2 separate regions of the Homo sapiens genome follow, and region 1 is linked to region 2. A link is a loop called in an ENCODE intact Hi-C map of the cell type or tissue named here. Cell type or tissue: mammary epithelial cell. All regions are shown on one strand. Links, peaks and the distances in the headings refer to the core of each region. The heading gives the core; the rest is flanking DNA.

Region 1 (2,916 bases), core at 172-2,671, 160 kb after region 2:
TTTACATGACTATAAACACTTATCCCTTGTTACATGTTCATTTTCCACTGGAATAAATTTGGAAAAAGAAAAAAAAAGAAGAAAAGCTGGCCTCTTTTTGACTAAATAGTAAAAATAGAGACTGAGAGATAAGGTCAGTATTTCCTGGGGGATTAAGAGAGAAGCTACAGGGGATTCCAGAATCATTCCAGAAACATAAAGAAAAAGCAGGTGAAAAGAAGGGCTCAGAGTAATGTCCCTGCATCAGCTAGTGGTATGTATCACTCTTCAGGCATCAGGGCCAATACTCAGGCATCTCAAATGGAGAGGAGAGTGGACTCACAGAGAAAGAGAGGAGAAATATTCTATTAATATTTGAGGCTTTCCAGAGGGATGCTTTAGGCAACGGGGAATCGCCTTACTGAGGAGTTCTTTGACTCCTTCTCACATCATGGAGATATTGTTATGTTTATGAGATACCATTAATCCCCTCTCTATGTCAGCCTTTCCCCTTGGCTTAAAGTGAGCCTTCCTCTCTGCCTGTTCTAAATGGGAACGATGCCTCTGTTGGCTAATTTGCAATAGACCCTGTGATCAGGCAGTTCTCTCCCACACAGTAGTTGAACCAGTCTTTGTGGGTGAGTAATTGAGGTGTCTGGAGTCTGTACAATTATAGCTTAGAGGATGTCATGCATCATGCCTCTCACGGAGTTTCTTCCCCAAGGCAGTGGGGATAATTGTGCACTTGATCCCTTGTTCCAGGAACATCCAAACTGAGGCATCAATTCTTGCAGTCTAATGCTCCATTGTATCCAGGTGAACCTGAGCACGTTTGCTACCTTTGTCACCCAGAAAGCTCCTATGCCTTCCAGTTGGTCTTCTTAACTGCCACAATTCAGTCTCACCAATACCCTAAATTGCAACTCTGCACACTCCTCCCCATGCTCTGATCCATCTATTGACTCCACAGACTCTTTATCTGTCCACCTCACGTACTGTGCTCCTATAAGATCAAGTTGCTGGCAGTTCCCCATACGCTCTAGGGCTCTAGGTTTCCACGCCTTTATTTACAATCCTGCCTCCTCCTGGGATTCTCCTCTTTACCTGTCATCATCAGGCCAGGTCTTACTCATCTTTCAGGTATGAATTCAGACATGATACTCTCCAGGAAGCTTTTCTTAAACTCCTGGGTTAATCCCCAGGCACCCTGGGCATTATTCCACATTAACACTAATCTCGAGATTATGCACCCATCTTCTTGTGAAATTTTCTTGGGCAGCGACCTTGTCTTATTTGTTCCTGAGTACCTAGCACCTGACCCAGTGCCTGATGCTTAGTAGAGACTCACAGAGTGTTTGTTGAACTGACCTGGTTTTGATTCCCATGGTAATACATTCTGATCAGATCCTTGTCAACAAGTCTGTCCCTTTCGTTTGCACAGCCCTTGACCTTATCATGAGGGGAAGTCATCAGAGTATGGAGTTGAGGCTTGAGATGATCCATAACTTCCCCTGGAACCCAGATCCAGTGCTGAGCACAGCAAAGGGAGACTCACCTCTGGGCCTTGGGAGAACGTGAGCGAGATGTTAGAACTTTGCTTCCTCTGGTCCCTGGTCATTGATAGATGGTTTCCTCTTGCCCTGTTTGTATGCTCTGCGGTCTCCTGTGCCTTGTTGCCATCCAGGGCATGGGGGGTGAGCTGGCTGCTGCCCTTCAGAGGCTCCAGCAGGCTTGGTAAACAGCCTTGTAGTGTGGGCTGTGGCCAAAGTCTTCCCCAGACTGTGCCTGAGTGAGGAAGGGCAACAGAGGCCCTTTGTCTCCCAGGTTCTTTCCACCTCCCCTCCCCTTCCTGCCATTTGCTTCCCAGCTGAGGGAAAGTGCAGGATGCGGGGGCACCCAGAAAGTTGCCCTGGGCAATTGGTGTACTGCCCTCCTTAGGAAGGGGACAGCAGATAGCTTCTGAGTGTGAGCAGCCACTCACATACACCACACACCCGTCACATACACACACATCGCATACACCACACGTTACATACACCACACACACCCAATATATACCACACACCACATACACATGCATCACATACATCACACATGTTACATACACCACACACCACATGCACACCCAATGTACACCACACACACTATATAAACACACATTGCATACACCACACGTTACATACACCACACACCACACACACACCCAATATATACCACATACCATACACACACATCACATACACCACACATGTTACATACACCACACACCACACACATACCCAATGTACACCATGCACACCACATACACACACATCACATACACCACACATGTAACATACACCACACATGCTATGCACACATCCTATATATACCACACACACCACATACACAGACATTGCATACACCACACGTTGCATGCACCACACACCACACACACCACAAACACCACACATACACCCAATGTACACCAAACCCACCACATACATACACATTGCATACACTACACATTACATACACCACACACCACACACATCCAATGTATACCACACACACCACATACACACACATCATATACACCACACATTACATACACCACACACCACACACACACCAAATATATACCACACACATCACATACACACACATTGCATACACCACACACGTTGCATACACCACACATGCCACACACATAATCACACATTGCCTACACCACACATGTTGCATATAACACACGTACCACACACACCTCATACATCAGACATGTAACACGTACTGCATGCCACGCATACCCCAATATGCACCACACACACCACATATACACACATACACACATTACATACACTACACATATACCACACATTGCATACACCACACATGTTACGTACACCACACATCACACACACACCCAATGTACGCCACATCATACACACACATTAC
Region 2 (2,916 bases), core at 184-2,683:
AAAAATAAAATCATGTGGTAAGTGAAATGAACCACAAAAGTGGCATAGAGGAGGGGGCTGTTAGTTCTTCACTGGATATCTAGCAATGTTCACAGAGGATGCTAATGACTTTGGGACTTATTTTGTACCTATGACATGCTATAATGTATATTCTACAGCTTATCACACGGTTTTAAATAGAAAGGTGACATAAGGAAGGTAACAATATAACAATCATAGCAATGGAAAGCAGAATTAGAGAAGGTCAGGACTAGTGACAATTATCTTTTGGGAAGCTCTCCTTGAACAATATAGAATGAAAATGAAGATAGAAGTGTGGGGTGTGTGGGGGGTCATGGACATGAGTAAAAGCCTCCAGGTTGTAACAAACAGGGCAAGTGCTCAGGACTGTGAAAAAAGCATTCTATGGAGCTGCCATCTTCGGAGACTTGGGACATAACACTGGGTGGGGCTCAGGATCTTGGGAACTGCACAGAGCAACTTGGAACCATTTTGCTATTTCTCCCCAGTGCCCAAACTCTAGTAGCACTGGCTTTTTTTTTTGCAGGTTCAAACTTCCAGAGTCCTTTTTCATTCCTCCATATCATCATCTCTTATATTTACTGCATTCAAACCAATTCAAAGTCTACTGACTCTACTTTCAAATTGTATCTAGAAACTGGCTTCTCTTCCCTACCTCTACCACTATTGCCATCGTCAAAATCCAATGTCCATTGTCTGAGACAAGCTCCCTTAGGGCTGACTCCCTGCTCCTCAGACTTTCTGGGCTATACATACAGAATGTTCCATGTGCAAAGCACCTGCTCACTCACGGCTTGCATCTTATAGCCAGTGATGCGCTAATGACCTAGGGAGATGCAGGTCTAAGAGGAAAAGTGTTATTTAAATTAAACTGGTTAAGCTCCTAGTCTAAAAGCTCTAAGACTTGAGAGGAATTTAGCTGTAGTTGAGAGAGAGCAAGGAAAACTAACCAGTATGGTTAAAGAATAGCATAGGAGCATGTGAATGTACAAATTATATATAGCTGTGTTGTCCAATTTGGTAGCATGGGACTATTTAAATAGAACTACAAATTCAGTCTCTCAGTCGCTCTAGTCACATTTCAAGTCCTCAGTGTTGATAGTGGCTACCATGTTGGATAGCACAGACATATAATATTTCCATCATAGAAGAAATATCTCTTGGACATTTGTAGACTCAGGGGAGAAGGTCAAAAGCTTGCAGTGAGCCGAGATCGCGCCACTGCACTCCAGCCTGGGCGACAGAGCAAGACTCCGTCTCAAAAACAAACAAAAAACCCAAAAAAACTGTGTTCCATTTGGCAAGGGCTTGATCTATGGTGTGGAAAATGCCCATGGGGAGGAGTACCTAGACAGCAGTTGTCCAGGTTACCAGAATTAAGACAGATGGGCGTATGGGCTGACGGATGTGGTCAGTGGAAGATGAATACCAGAATCAAGTCTACACTGGATGAAGGCATGCCACAACTTTAGTCATCCAGGCTGGGGATGTTGAAATGGGAACCAGAAGCCAGGGCGGCTGACTGGCCACCTGAGGAACCTCAGGTTCACTCAAACCACAAGAAAACAGATACCAGTTTTGGGAGTAGGAGACTCCCCTTCGGAAACGAGGAAGAGAGCCTCTCTGGTTCAGGCCCACTGGTGGATGGTCATCTTTATGTGCAGCTGCGCAAAACTGGAGCAGGCAGACACCAGCATGGTACTGCTTAAACTATTAAGGTACTTCCCTTGTAATCTCTTGGGAGCCTCCCATTATTTGGGAGGGCTAGATGTTTGCCATGACCTGAGACATTATTTTTTCATAGCTCCAACACTGGAATTCTGCTGGGACACAGGGGAAGATCCCTTGCACTTTACTGACGCCCTGTTGAGTTCCTTTTCTGGATCTTCCTCAGGTGTTCACTGCCCTGGCCACATCGAGGCTGTGAGGTGGGCATCTTCACTTCACAGATGAAGCTCCAAAGGATATTTAACCAGCCTGAGGCCACAGAGCACGCACATGGTTGGAGCTGGGACTCACATTCAGTCTATGATTCCAGTCTTTATTCCATTAGATGGTGGTTGCTCTCTATGGCCAGTTTAAGGATTTCAGGGTCGATCAAGGAAGAAATACGACTGTGAGAGGCAGTAAATACACAACAAGTGTTCTTGGGTGGTGCGTGGACAGGGTTATGTGAGGGGGGAAGTTTCTTCCAGCAGGAGACCTTCCAGAGACAGTGGTGTGACGCCTTCACCCAGGGGAGAGGGGAACCAAAGAGGGACCACCTGTCTACATCACGTTGCGCAGCAGCAAGGTGGGGGCTCTGACAGCCTTGAAGGGCAGCACCTGTCTGGGGTCTTTAGCAGCTGCAGGGCTTGTCTCCTCTATGGTCTGCAGATGTTGGGTGTAGTTTTGTGAGGTACGCAAAGTAGGTAGGTTCTAAATGGCTAAATATATGCTTACTTTGATTTTTAAAAAAGATTTTGCATTTTTAAGACTTAAATATAAATTAAAGATATTTGGATTTTATTTTTAATATTTAAAGCAATTGGTTGTGTAAGAATCTGAATTTGGTATTGGCAAGCTTTAGGCTAAAGGCCCTAATCTGCCTGTGAAGAAATAAAGAACATAGGAGCAATTTTAGGAAAATGTCCAGACACCATCCCTGGCCCATTTACATAGCACCCCCCAGGGTAGTAAGATCACCATGTGTGGTTCCACTTTTATACCATATGTGTCATTTTTGAAAACAGGAAATTTCATTTTTATGAGTAATTCTCCTGGGGTATGGACTTCCATCTACGTCTTGAGGAACTTTCTAACACAATAAAGATTAGGATTACACTACTGTGTTGGCATACCTCACTTTCTGATTTGAATTAGGGATGATTTCCTTATAGCTCCTATTTCTGCTTC

The links. Hi-C counts contacts between places; a loop is a spot of excess contacts. Peaks named below come from ENCODE experiments on the same cell type or tissue, not always from the same donor. Only the 100,000 strongest peaks of a DNase experiment are listed, where the experiment ranks them.
Region 1: a loop joins it to region 2, with 3 times the contacts of the local background. A loop is called at or near these places in 5 of 110 quality-filtered maps.

What each region holds. Positions count from the first base shown.
Region 1 is chr15:98,001,892-98,004,807 of GRCh38, reverse strand. LINC02251 (long intergenic non-protein coding RNA 2251) reads right to left here and starts at 1,770. Exons shown (of 2, transcript NR_146565.1): 1 at 1,535-1,770. The region is part of intron 1 of LOC105371009 (a long non-coding RNA gene); the gene reads left to right. RefSeq lists an enhancer at 240-741. In mammary epithelial cell, for the core only: no CTCF peak of the experiment used is centred there; DNase peaks (open chromatin) are centred at 627, 1,117 and 1,787; H3K27ac peaks cover 2,062 bases.
Region 2 is chr15:98,164,596-98,167,511 of GRCh38, reverse strand. No RefSeq gene overlaps it. Among named protein-coding and RNA genes, the nearest start is that of LINC01582, 77 kb to the right of the region's middle. In mammary epithelial cell, for the core only: no CTCF peak of the experiment used is centred there; a DNase peak (open chromatin) is centred at 1,501; H3K27ac peaks cover 2,014 bases.